Linked DNA regions of Homo sapiens: region 2 is linked to region 1. A link is a loop called in an ENCODE intact Hi-C map of the cell type or tissue named here. Cell type or tissue: IMR-90. All regions are shown on one strand. Links, peaks and the distances in the headings refer to the core of each region. The heading gives the core; the rest is flanking DNA.

The links. Hi-C counts contacts between places; a loop is a spot of excess contacts. Peaks named below come from ENCODE experiments on the same cell type or tissue, not always from the same donor. Only the 100,000 strongest peaks of a DNase experiment are listed, where the experiment ranks them.
Region 2: it touches region 1 in a loop (26-fold over the local background); 2 of 110 quality-filtered maps call a loop at or near these places.

Annotation. Positions count from the first base shown.
Region 1 is chr16:48,684,380-48,691,517 of GRCh38, reverse strand. The region is part of intron 1 of LOC105371240 (a long non-coding RNA gene); the gene reads right to left. Among named protein-coding and RNA genes, the nearest start is that of N4BP1, 78 kb to the right of the region's middle. RefSeq lists a silencer at 3,878-3,997. In IMR-90, for the core only: a CTCF peak has its summit at 3,873; a DNase peak (open chromatin) is centred at 3,887.
Region 2 is chr16:49,589,863-49,597,000 of GRCh38, reverse strand. All of the region lies in intron 5 of ZNF423 (zinc finger protein 423), which reads left to right. Among named protein-coding and RNA genes, the nearest start is that of LINC02179, 130 kb to the right of the region's middle. RefSeq lists an enhancer at 1-62. In IMR-90, for the core only: a CTCF peak has its summit at 3,909 (motif pointing right); no DNase peak of the experiment used is centred there; H3K27me3 peaks cover 1,197 bases.

The sequences.
Region 1 (7,138 bases), core at 1,471-6,470:
GCTTCCCTGCCTCTAGAGATGGGTGCTGCAGTTGAGCCCTTGTGGCTAGTGGATGACACACCTGCTTCCCCCCACCACCACCCTGACTATGAGCATCTTGAGAACAGGACCAGGTCTTAGCCTTCGCTGTGGCCCCAGCACCTCCCCCGGGGCCTGGTGCATAGTAGATGTTCAGTAAGTATTGGCTGGAGAGAGAGAGGGAGGAGAAGATGGAGGAATTGAGAAATGGAGGAATAGAGGGATAGGGAAATACATCAATCACCTGTCTCCAGTCAAGGACAGGCATTTAGCAGCTGTTCAGAAAATAACTGATTGATTTTAATAGGCAAATGATAGGTCTTAATAAAATTCTCATTGTTGCTGAGCACAGTTGGGCTAGATTTTGAATAACAGTTTCTGTAAGACATTGATTCAGAATACCCCAGACCCCGGACCACCTCCTCTGACATTTTTATCAAATCAAAGGACATTGTGCTATATAGTGCAAAAAGCACACAGCCTAGAACTCTGCCACTTATCTGGTTTGTGATCGTGGGTATATTTCCTTAAGCCTCTGTTTCCTCTTATTAAAGAGTAGGGGAATGCAGAGAATTGCAGTAGGAATAAAAGGAATACTTTTTTGAAAGCAATTTGGGGTGTTTGTTTATTTTGTTTGTTTTTTTTCAAATCAAAATGAATGTATTGAGTACCTGCTGTATGTTCTTTCTGAGTGCTGGAAAGAAAGATAAAAGACAGTCCCTGGCCCAGAGGACCCCACAGTCTAGCAGTGAAGACAGACCCAGGAATGGGGATGTGATGGTTAATTTTATGTGGCAACTTGCCTGGACCACAGCACCCAGATATTTGATGAAGCATTATTCTGGATATTCCTGCGATGGTGTTTGGGATAAGATTAACATTTAAATCAGTGGACTCTGAGTGAAGCAGACAGCCATGTGGGTGGGCTTCATCCACTCCGTTGAAGTCCTGAATAGAACAAAGACGGACTTCCGCTACATAAGAAGGAATTCTGCCAGCAGACAGCCTTTGGACTCAAATTGAAACTCTTCCCTGCTTCCCTGGGTCTCCAGCCTACCCATCAGATTTTAAGCTCACCAAGTTTCCACAGTCACATGAGTCAATTCTTTCAAGTAAACCTTTCTGTATACACACATCTTGTTTCTGTTTCTCTGGAGAACCCTGACTAACACAGAGGACAATAACACAATAGTGAGTTGGATGCTCTAAGAAGGATCCTTAAGAATCCAGTGTCACGGAAAACCAAGGAGCAGTGATTAGCTCCATCTAGAAGGGTGTAAAGGAAGGCTTAGGATACTGGAGCTGGGACCTGAAGGCCAAGTTCATATTAAAAGATGAGAAAAGGGTCAGGCGTGGTGGTTCACACCTGTAATCCCAGCACATTGGGAGGCCAAGGAGGGCGGATCACCTGGGGTCAGAAGTTCAAGACCAGCCTGGGGAACATAGTGAAATCTGGTCTCCACAAAAAAAAAAAAAAATAGCCAGGCATGGTGGCACATGCCTGTAATCCCAGCTACTTGGGAGGCTGAGGCAGGAGAATCATTTGAACCCGGGAGATAGAGGTCGGAGTGAGCCAAGATTGTGCCACTGCACTCCAGCCTGGGCGACAAGAGCAAGACTCCATTTCAATATATATATATGAAAAGATCTTCCAAGCATCATTCAACAGGATCATGCTCACTCCCTCCATTTCCTTAGTAGTTATATGAACTTTAATCAGATTCTCTTTCTCTTGAAAATTCTCTTCTCCAGGCTGTTCCAGCCTATTTTCTCGTTTGAGGACCTAGCTGTGTGACCTAGACAAATCCCCTAATGTCTGTGAGCCTCAGTTTACTCCTTGTTAAATGCCTATTCATGGAGTCCCGGAAGGCACTTTGCACATTTCCTATTCTGTATTGCACCTTATAATTCTGTATTATTTTTACAGTGTTCAGCAGGTTCATACCCTACGGAACATCAATGAGTTTCTTCTGACCTCTATCCAAGGAAGTAGGGAAACAGGTTTACCTTATAGCATGCACTATATAAATTAGCTGCAAAGAAAGACAAATATTTAACAAATTTAAATAATCAAATAATACTATATAAGATTGTGAACTCTTATATCCTAGAGTTTCATTACAAATGGAGACACTCCTGGGACTCTAGTGGCAAGGGGCAGGAGGAAAGAAGAGTTGGCATCTTGTGTTCCTCCAAGGACACAGTTGGATGCAGAGCCTCAATGTCTGAACCTGAAATTGGCCTCAGAGGGAGGACAGTTAGGCAGGCTGTTCTCTGAGATGGGAAAAGCATTAACTATGGAAGAATGGGGAGTCCTCTGCCCCACTCTCCCCACTATGCAAAAAAGCAAGAATTCATGAAGATGGCATCTGCTTGGCCACAGACCAGAATCATCCTGGGATACCTGGATGAGACAACCCTGCAGAAAGCCCCATGCAGTCATTACATCTGTAGAGCCCCATCACAGACTCCTGAGCGTCAGGGTGGTCCAATCAAGGGCATTAAATGGGAACTCCCCAGGGGCCTGATATAGGCCAGTCATTCAGGGGATAAACTTCTTTATCTGGGGCTCTTTACTTACCCCAGGACCTGCTGGGCCAAGGTTCTCTTTCAATAACCAGTTTTGTTGCTCAAGGATAAAGGGAGAATGCCCCATGGGCAGAAGAAACTAAATCCCTGAAGAATTCAATTGGCTGCTGCATCCACTGAGAAGATTAAAAATATACTGAGCACATACTGTTTCCCTCTTAGGAGGAGAAAGAAACTAACTAGACTACTCTAAGGATGTTCCTTAAGTCTCAGGCCAAATTAATGTCCAGACACACATTATTTGTGTGAATTGAAAAGATCTTATGTCTAGAGCCTCAAACTGGCAAACAAGAAAAACAAACCAAAAAGGAAAATGAAAAAGAGGGAAAGAAAAAAAAATAAGAGGGAAAGGCAAAGCATTCATAAAAGCATTCAGAACCCAAAGTGGTATCATGGCAAGATCAGGGGCCTTTTGAGTGTCTGAGACATGGGTTTGAATTTTAGTTCTACCCCCTTATTAGTTTTGTCATTTTATCTTTTCCTTTTTTCTCTTTGGCACAGTCTCGTTGTCTATCAAATCTAGTGATACCTACTTTTCAGGAACATTGTGAAGATTAAGATTACAGAAGAGATGATGTTGTTTGTTGGTTGAGTAGGCTTTCAACAAATAGTTTCGGTTACTGTCATTTCACCAGAAATGGCTCTTTATGTTCGAGTTAAAATGCATTGGATAATTGTTTTGTAATGGAAGCGGCAACAAAATTATAATCAAAGGAGCAACACAGCATGTGCCATGTAGAATTCTATGCTATGGTTTGGTTTAGAAGTCAACGTTTTCATCTTTATTTTATGCCTAATATAAAAATGCCTCAAGTTTATTTACCAACTAGACACTAATGTGCATTCTAAGGGAAATTACCCTCACCAGGATCTGACTCTGGCTATAAAATGTTAAATAACAAATCACTTAGTGAAAGAAAAATTTTTTTTGCTTTTAAATAAAGATGAGAGGGATAGTGGAATTCATAAAATAAGTCAGTCATATCTGTGCTTTGCTCTCTTCAACACATCACTAAAACAAGGGTCCTCCTGTCTCCATTTATCTTAAACTGAACTAAGGCTCCCAGCTCCTGCAAATGAGACCTCAAATGATCAATTACATCTTAGTGCACGAAGTCAAAGGGTAAATGTATTATTGCTCACCACAGGCCGACCCTAACCTCAGGATTAATGCCATAAACAAAAAAAAAGGAAAAATATAGTTAAGCCTGTGAAGGCACTGGCTTTGGTCTCCAAAAAATTACAAAAGGGAAATGATGACCCCTACCGTTAGGAACAAGAACAGACAGCCTGCTTTGGGAACCTGGAGAGGGCCGTGTGGAAGGAGGCGTGGTTATTGAGAGCCGCAAGGACACCGGCTCCCACAGTGGTGTGTTTTCCTGTTGAGGCCCCACTGGACAGGAGGCCCTGGCTTCCCCTTGAGGGATCTCTGCGGGAAGCAAAAAATTTATAAGCTCTCCGTTTAAAATATTTTTAATGTTTTAATTAAGAAGCTTGGGCTTGCTTTGGTAAATGTAACTTTTTTGCATTATATTTTATGCTTGAAATGACCACGCAATTTCTGATAAAGACTTGTTAATGATGATTTCTCCAAATTCCCAGTGGTCATCATCCATGGGAAAACTTGTATGCACAGGTAACAATGAAACATTTTTAATATTTTAACAATTCCAAAATTGTTGAAGTTATACTTAAAGGATCTAATAGCTCTTTGGCATGTGGAAATTTCTTGTAATAATGCAAAAGTTTTTCAAATTCAACCCAGCCTTTTAACATTAAGTATTTTCAAATAATGAGGAAACTATAATCTGCAAAACATGAATTGTTGGAGGTGTCATCCTGCAGCAAGCTTAGACACCACAGAGAGAGCTTGTCAGCCACAAGTGGACAGACAGCCAAGAACTATATTTCTATTTCAGGGCTTCTGCTTGGAGCTGTGCTTCACACTATCCCTGCCGAACCTCCTCAGTGCCACCCCATTCTTCCTATAATGACCACCTACCTCTTCCCTGCCCAGCCTACAACGCCCTCCATTGCCCACCCTATCCTGATGTCATCATCCATTCCTTTCCAGGCCCCTCACTGGCTGACTGACTTTCTCCATGGCTCTTTCCTGCCCCAGGACTTTCACACGAGCTGTTCATTACCTCTGCCCAGAACATTCCTCCCCTGTCTTCGCCTAGCTAACCCCTATTCACGTGTGTGTTCCTCAGGATGCCTTCTCTGATCACAACAAAGTCTCCCCATGCTCACGGTTTTGTATTTCAGTTTCCTCGTCTGTAAAAACGGAAATAAAATAGGTTTGTTTTGAGGAATAAATGAGATATGACACATTTAAGCACCTAGAACAGTACCTGGCTTGCAATGAATGTTCAATAAATCATCACTGCACTTTCACACTTTTCCTCTGTGGCCTGTATCACAACTATAAATAGATATTGATTTGCTTGTATTTGTTCCTCACTAGGCTGTAAACTCCATCAAGGCCAGAGAACATGTCTTTTTCTTTTTCCACCACTATATACCAAGGCCCAGCATAGTCCCTGGTGTCAATGTATATTTAGGGTTTTTATTGTTATGATTGTTGTTTTATGTGTATATTTTCATTTTCCTTCCAACATTTATTTCAGGTTCAAGGGGTACATGCGAAGATTTGTTACATGAGTAAATTGCATGTCATAGGGATTTAGTGTACATATTATTTCATCACCCGGGTAATGAGCTTAGTAACAAATAGGTGGTTTTATTGTTGTTGTTTTGCGGGGGGGCGGGTTTGGCTTGTTTTTTGTTTTTTGTGGGTTTTTTTTTTTTGAGACGGAGTTTCACTCTGTCACCCAGGCTGGAGTGTGGTGGGGTGATCTCGGTCACTGCAACCTCCACGTCCTGGGTTCAAGCGATTCCCCTGCCTCAGCCTCCCGGGTAGCTGAGATTACAGGCATGCACCACCATGCCAGGCTAATTTTTGTATTTTTATTAGAGACGGGGTTTCACCATGTTGGCCAGGCTGGCCTCGAACTCCTGACCTCAAGTGATCTGCCTGCCTCAGCCTTCCAAAGTGTTGGGATTACAGGCGTGAGCCACTGCGCCTGGCCCAAATAGGTGCTTTTTAAATCCTCACCCTCCTCCCAACCTCCACCCCCAAGCAGGCCCTGGCGTCTATGCAGTTGGTCATGGAAATTCTACACAGCAGAGAAACCGCATCAAGTAATTGGAGGGTGAATCTGAAAAAGCTTAAAATGCTGATGTAAAAATACATCAGACCCACTTCCTCTTGCTGTCACCACCTCCCTAGCTCCACCCTGCTATACTTCCTTCCCCTCCCTCCCTTTTATCCCTTGCTGTCCCTGAATCTGTTTTTCTGGCATTCCGTGTTTCTCTGCACTATTCCCATATATGAGCTGATACACAGTAAGTGCTCAATAAACTTTATTGAATAAATTCTGGGACAACTGAAGAGCTGGATGAAAGAGGGAGGATGGATAAGTAGGAGAATGAGAGGATGGATGGGGTACACACTCCCCCACTTAGCATGGAGGAAATTTCCTCTTGTGATTTCAAAAATCTACCCCCCCGCCAAAATCTCTACCCTGATGTTTGTTCCCCTAACCCAGTGAAAACAGAAGTGGTCCCTCTCCTTGAAGTTAATTTAAAACCTAAACATGAATCCAGTCTGATGGGCCCATGACACTTGAGGCTCTATCTGGGCAGCCTCTCCATTACTCCTAATGGCCAGCTTTGAAATGGAATTACTTCATTCTTCAAAGTAAAGTGCAGGGAGTTTTTCCCTCTCTGAACAGCAAGCACATACTGCAAAGACATTCTGCTTCTATAAATATGCTTTTCTAAATGTTAAAGGGTTAGAGCAATTTCTAAAGGTCTCTGCCTCGAAGGAGCCCTCCAATGATATTTAATTGAACTACTTTTGCTTTGAGAAGTGAGGAAACTAAAATGTAAGAAGTGGAAATGCTTCTTGGTTTTATGTCAAAACATAGGCTTCTAGAAAAAATAGTGGAAAATAATTTTCTGTTATTAAACTCAGGAAAATGAATGTAAACAGCTCAACCAAGGAGAGCAAAGTACAGGATTTTTGTAGGACAGTTGGAGGAAAAACTGTCTCCTTTAAAACTCTCATTTTAAACCCTTAACAACTGTTGAAGGCATTTGTGTTGATGAAAATCACTAAAAATCTCTCTCCTTCCTTTGGCATTCAAAATTGAGCATTCAATATAAACATGTCTGCAGCAAGTTTAAATATTAACTTCTTTCATGACATCCCATGGTGTTTCCAGAGCAAATTCCTCTGAACAGAAGAAACTAAATTTTGTAAAGGTTGAAAAAAGAGACAGATCACCTAAATGAAGCAAACTCTCTGGAAACACGCAAATGATCAACTTGCCATTTTGTATTTGTGAAAACATTTGAATGACAGTTGGCATATTTCAACCTAAGTCACATTAAGGAGCCAATAATTAAATCTTTGTTCCTACTCAATGTATTGATAATGTTGGTATAATTCTGAATTTGATGTGAT
Region 2 (7,138 bases), core at 829-5,828, 910 kb before region 1:
CCAAGCCGACCCAACAGGGCAGAGAGGAGCCACGTGGCCGAAACCCCAGGCATCCTTCTTGCTTCTGCCCCTTGCTGGAACAGAATGGCTGGGCTGTGCTTCCTGGCGTGTGGCCCTGCCATATTCCATCCCTGCCTGCCAATCCCTAGGGGGTGAAGAGGTGGGAGTGGGGAAGCACACAGCCCTGTGCCTGACATCCCCCTCCTCTGCACAGCATGCAAGGCCACCTTCCCGGGCTGATGCTGTGAAAGCGATTCTCTGTCTCTCTCCTGCAGCCACGGGGAGATAAAAGCCAGGGCTGTGGGGATGGTAGAGAGGGAGCCAAATTATATTTATAATATTAAAGTGAGTGCATTTGTGGCTTGCTGTTCTCCAGGGTTTTTCATAAGTAGAAAAACACAAATTAGCATTTTCCATTTCCATATATTGACTAGAAAAATCGCCTGCTCTCAATTAAGACCTATAGCTTTTGGGATGTATGCAACAATTTTATAAAATATTTACAGCAAGATTTGCATTTTACATGGTGTTACAGTTTTTCTTGTGTTTAGGAGTAAGGGCTGAGGCCTTCGAGAGGAAATACATTCTCTGGAATCGAGGGGGAAGGAAGCTGCGGGCTGTTGTTTTTCTTGCCTTCTCTATCTACTCCGGCTGTCCAGGGCTGACGTTGTCTCTGGTAATTACCTAAGGCTGATCCACCCCTGAGCTATTTGTTAGTCTGTTTTCAAAGCCCGTGCTCCTTTGACAAATCTATTACTTTCCCTTTAAAACTTGCCGGAATGGAGCTGTTTGCGGCTTTGTGCGAGATGAAGAAGAACATTTTTTTTTCCCAATGTAAAAGCATGCCGTAAAGAACATAGCTATTTCCTGGATAATTTGCAGTTGTATATTTTATGTTAATTTCACCGAAAATACTGCACCCCTGCCAGGTTTAGTAGTGGCTCACTGTGATATGAATAATTTCTAGTGAATCATTTTTTTTTCTTCATTTAAGATTTGGCACCTTTTTAAGATTTTAATAATAGCAACAAGGAGGAAGATTTAGAACAAGTGAAACATTAGTGCCAAAGAAATTCACGTTGAGCGCTAATGTAAAATAGCAAGAATAATTACATGGAAAGCAGTTTCCACAGATGTTTTTCCTTGTAATGTAATAACTATTTACTAAACTGTTTATTTTAGGCCTTTGGTTTATAATAAAATATTTATACATTCTCTGCTGTAATAAAAAAATATTGACAAAATACTATAGAGGTTTAAAAAGACAATTGATATTTTTATTTTCCAGGAAGCGAGCATGGTTTAAAAGTTTGGTGCTATTTTGGTGGATGTTTCAAGATTAGTGAATCTGGGTTTGGTTTTTGAGTTCATTTCTTAGTTTACTGTTTCAGAACTAACTGCACAGAAAAATTTTGTTAGCCTATCATTGGATGCAGGTACTGGTGGGCACTTTATTTTTTAAAATAGAATTCTTACCTGTGAATCCCTCCAGTTGAGTGCTAAATATGAGTTGCAGATCTCTCCCTATTAATCAGTCAGGCTAAGCTGGTCTGTGGCTGGGAAGGCAGGAAGATGCTAGTGAGTGCGCCTGGGAATTTAAGTTCAGGCAGGATCAGGGGCTGTTTGGAGGGCAGTTTAGCCCTGGGGTTTCTGGAAAGATTTGACCTTGATTTTCAGCCTCTGTCTGTAGCCACTGAAGTATGTCCAGGGACAATGTCCCAGTGTGGGTTTACCACATGTGAGCTCCATCTGGAGCTGGGAGTGGCAGGGAAACCCTAACTTCTTGAGCCCCTCTTTTGTACTGTCCTCATTGGGGAGGAAAACCAACAGGAGGGGACACAAGAGAGACCCCCCCACCCCCACCTCAGCAGCACTCCCTGCCCTCCCGCCTTTAGCTGTGACGCAGATCGTGCTGTTGGGGTCACCCGGGTGTTCAGGGTGAAAATGGCCAAGGTGGTGGGGTGGAGAGGAATTTAAGGACCAAAACAAGAAAGAGGATGCCAAGGAGTTCTGAAAGAGCCTGGCTGGGCCTTGTCTGTGTTTTGGGAGCAACTGACCAAGGTCCAGTTTTGTAAGAACCAGCCTCCTTCCGCCCTCTTGCTCTCCCAAGACATCTGCGTTGACAGCCCTGTGTGTGCCTGTCGTAGCTCCTGAGGGTATGTCTGTGAGCCTGAGTGGTGGCCTCTGTGTATCATGTTGTTCTTGCTGCTGTTGGCCGTGTGTGCTCTAATTTGTGTTATATTTGCGCCTGTCCATCTGCATCCCCGTGAGTTTGTTTCGAGTCTTCTGTTTATGGGTTTAGATGTCTTTGTGCCTGTGGGTGTTTTTTTGGGCTAACACATTGGATGCTTCTTTCTGTGCTTTGTGTTTGTCTTTGAGTGTGTTTGTGGTCTTATGTGTTTAATGCTTTGTATTTGGATCTGTGGGTTTATCTGTGTTTTTGTGTCTATCTTGGAGTGTATGTCTCTATATTCCTGTCTGTGTGTTGTGTGTATGTTGGGTGTGACAGTGAACCCCTCTTCTGTATGCCTGTGTTTTTCTGTTTGTGTCAGTATGCACTTGTGTGTGTGTGTCTGTGTGAGAGAGGTAAGCATTCCCTCTGTTGAGAGAGGCCTGGGGGCTTCCCAGCTTGGAGGCAGCTGGCTGTGTTACCGCAAGGGTGTGGCCATCTCTTTCCACCAAACTTTCTGATGGAAGGAGAGGAGAGAGGAGGCAGGGAAGAGATTCCAGAGGGGCCAGAGGGGATGGCGCATGGGAGGGAAGTGTGGAATTTTTAATAAAGAGAGAGACAACTGAACCAGGGTCTAACACCCTGCACAATCTGGAAGGGAACATTTACTGCTCTGGGTTCTTAATCCAGATATGTCCCCACTTCTGTTTACCCCCCAGCTGAAAGGCAGGCAGCTGGGGGGCTGAGGGGAGGGGATGGTTCTCAAGGACTCGCTTTGCACTGCTAGTTTTTGAGTTCTATCCTGACTTGGTCCATCCCCAGTAATCTAGGACAACATTTCCTCCTGTTCTCCTGCAGGGGACAGGAAGCTGCCTCTGGGGAACCTGCGGGTTCCATGGGGGGCCAGGAGGAGCCTCTTACAGATAGAGATTTCTGCTGCCTTCTGAGCCCCTGGCAGAGTTCTTGGTCTTCTCTTCAGTAGTGTGTTGCCTCCGCGGCCCCCTCTCCCCAACCTTGTGCTTTCCTAAATAAGCTTTACTCACTTTGCAAAGGAAGTGGATTTCTTCCAGGTCCCACACCAGCGGTGCTGGTCTTGGGGGCTTCTCGGAGATCTAAGGCCATTCTCCCTTCTCTGTGAGCAGGCTTGGGGCTTGGGTGTTTCATGTATACAGATGGAGAAACAAAGGCACGGAGGGCATATGGCTTGGTTGCAGGCAGAGAGTCAGGGTAGAGTTTGGAAGTTGACCTGTGGGAGGTGCTACAATCCCACCAGAAAGAGATCTCTGCAAACCCTGTCCGCCAGACTTCAGAGAGGGTTCTGGCGGGAGAGGCAGGGGTGAGACCTCTAAGGGACAAGAGTGAGGTCTGTGAATGGCAGAGAAATTTTTTTTTTTTTGAGACAAGGTCTTACTCTGTCACCCAGACTGGAGTGCAGTGGCATGATCATAGCTCACTGCAGCCTTGACCTCCCAGGCTCCAGCAATCCTTCCACCTCAGCCTCCTGAGTAGCTGGGACCACAGGCACGTGCCACCACCCCTGGCTAATTTTTAAATTTTTTTTGTAGAGACAGGATCTTGCTATGTTGCCCAGGCTGGTCTTGAACTCTTGGCTTCTTGTGATCCTCCCAAAGCACTGAGATTACAGGCATGAGCCACCACGCAGAGCCCAGAGGTTTGGCTCTTTGGGGTGGGGATGAGTTTGGGGTCAGAGCTGGATTGCTGTGGATAGCAGTCACCACCAGGGGTCCCCCTTCTCTTCACTCCCCCATACAACCTTTCCTCCAAATCCATCTTGATCAGGTATTTGAAGGATTTTGGTTTGGGGAGGGTGAGCTGATGACTGCACCTGGATGACTGACCCTTCTCCAGACCCACAACCGCACGAAAGCTGTCTCTCCACACCTTGCTAACATATCTTCTTCCCTGTTTATGGATGGCAGTGAGAAGTTGAGCCTGTGAATCTGGGCATCGCAGAGTGAAGACTGATCTGTTAGAAATGGATCTAAAATGAGCAAGGAGCATGTGGGGAGGGGAGGCGAGGGGATAGCCCTCAGGTCCGCCGGTTCTGGCAGAGGTGGGGGCATCACACACCTTTGCTGAGTGGGTTTGAGTTTCCTGCCTGCTTTGTCTTTTGTGTAACTATTCTCTGGTTGCACGTGGCTGACTCCCGGCTGGTGTGGGTGACGAGGATAGGCTTTACAGCGATGCCCTGGCACACAGAGCTGTCTTATTCACGTTTTGGTTCATGGCTTATGGCCCAGGCCAGGGAAAAAGAATTCACTCCTGCAAGTGACTTCTGCAAAAGAATTCTGTCACTGTGTTTTAGGGGAGCCTGCATTAAGAAGACTCTGGGGTCGAATAGGTCCCAAACTGCATTTTATGCTTTATTTGTTGAGTAGATGATGATGTGGTGGTTGTTATCAATTTTCCTAATTGGCTGTGTTCCTTATAATTTCAGCTGAACTGCCCCTCCTGTTTTTAAAAAAGCTGTGTTTTAAAAAACTCAAATAATACACTTTCCTTACAAGAAAAAAAATGCTGATAAACAGAAGAAAGAGATAGAAATCACCCTTAATCTCACCTCCCAGGGAAAACTGCTGTTAACAATTTGATGTTTACCTTTCCCAATTCTGTGTGTTCACACATGCATAGATACAGTTTTAAAAAGCATTTTGTTGTAGTTTGATATTTATACAGAAAAGTAGACATATCAATAAATAGAAATTAAAAGCAACTGCAAAAACCTCAATTACTTTTACACCAACCTAATGTAATAACCCTTTATTGATGCATTACATACAGAAAAGCTTACTTGTCATAAGCAGCAGATAGCTTGCTGAATTTTCCCAGACCAAACCCAGGTAAGCACTACATCATGACACAGTGTGACCCACACCCCAGAAGTTCACCTCCTGCACCTTCCTGTCCCAGCCCCCAGAGGACCACAACCCTGACTTCTAACAGCAAAGACAGTGGTGCCTGTTTTTTTTTCCTGTGTAGAAATGGAATCACTGCCTACTCTTTTGCATACTCATGTTTGGTTTCCAGCAGAGTTTTAATGTCTGTACTGTTTTTGCACACTTGTGTTTGGTTTCCAATGCAGTTTTAATGCCCATACTGTTTAGTTTCCAGTGGAGTTATAATGCACAGACTTTTGCACACTTGTGTTTGGTTTCCAGTGCAGTTATAATGCCCATACTATTTTTACACATTTGTGTTTAGTTTGCAGTGGACTTACAATGTCCATACTATTTTTGCACACTTGGCTTGGCTTCCAGTGGAGTTATAATGCCCTATTTTTGCACACTTGTGTTTAGTTGCAGTGGACTTATAATGCCCATACTATTTTAGCATACTTGGTTTGGTTTCCAGTGGAGTTATAAATGGCCATACTGTTTTTGCATATTTATGTTTAGTTTTCAGTAGACTTACAATGCCCATACTATTTTTGCACACTTGGCTTGGTTTCCAGTGGGGTTATAATGCCTATACTATTTTGCACACTTATGTTTAGTTTGTGGTGGACTTATAATACCCATACTGTTTTTGCACACTTGTTTGCTTCCCAGTGGAGTCATAATGCCCATACTATTTTTGTACACTTGGCTTGGTTTCCAGTGGAGTTACAATGCTCATCCTATTTTTGCACACTTGTGTTTAGTTTGCAGTGGACTTATACTGTCCGTACTATTTTAGCACACTTGGTTTGGTTTCCAGTGGAGTTACAATGCCCATATTATTTTGTAATCATTTCCCCCCAACAGTAGGCAGTGACAGTTTTCTGTGTCAGCACACATGTCTCTACATCATCATTTTTAGTGGCTGCTTGGTGTTCCATTATAAGAAGTGCCACAGTTTAAATTTCCCGTTGGAGCTTTTAGTAGTGTCACTATTAGAAACAACTCTCTATTGAACATCATCCTAACCAAATGGGTGACTTTCCCCTCCTTCTCTGGAGACAGAGTGGCCAGAGTGGTGGTGGGGGAAAGGCCCTCACCGGGCCGGCTGGAGCCCAGGTTGTGGTGTGAGGATGCTGGCATCGCTTCAGTTTGCCAGCTGGACCTCATCAAGTGCGGGTGTTAATTACTGGGAGGCCCCTGGTTCTGTGAGCAGGCGGGGGACGCTGGGGCTAACTCATGAAACAGGGTCACCTTGAAACAGACGCTTCCAGGGGAAGAGAAATCGAGGAGAAGACCAAGGGGAAGCACAGGGCTGGGGGAACGGCTTCCCACCAGCCTTGGCTAAGTCACCCTGGTGCCCTGGAGCTCCTGTATGGGATGTGCAGAGGCTCTCCCTGGCCCTGGGTGATAATGAGTGTGTGTCTTTATCCCTGCTTTTAATTGGGGTGAGCTGGGAGCAAGAATGCCCGTATCTGTGGCTTTCTCTTTTCCAGAAGACCCTTGCCCCCCGAAGCAGCCGTGATGCCTGCATGTCTTGAAAACGTGGCCGGTGTGAGTGCTGTGGCTTGGGTGTGAGCCGGGGCTGGGAATGGGGGACTGCCCGGCAGTGCCAAACGGGAGTCCAGCTGTGCAGCATGCCCGGGTCAGGAGGTGCTGCCCGCAGCCCCAGCCAGGTACGCTTAGGGCTGCAGGCGCAGCAGGGCCAGGTTGGAGGAGAATTAGGTTATTGCATTTCTTCTGTAATTCTTCATCAGGGCTGCTGCCTGGATCTGCTGCGGGAAAATCAATGTGTTCTGACTCCATAATTTCCCAGGTTGCCTTACTCCAAGTACCTTGCGCAGGGAAAGGTGACATCTCTGGTCACGTCTGTATGGACCAAATATATATATATATATATATATTCGCCACTTCCCCTTTACCCCATCCCATCTCCACCTCCCAGCACAAGACTCAAGACTCGTTGGAATTTCACAACCTTTGCATGCTTTTGTGAAAACACTCATTTGTGTTTGCGCCAGGCCGCTAATGGCGGACGCCAAGGTCTGCGGAGCCTACCTCTGTTCAGCTC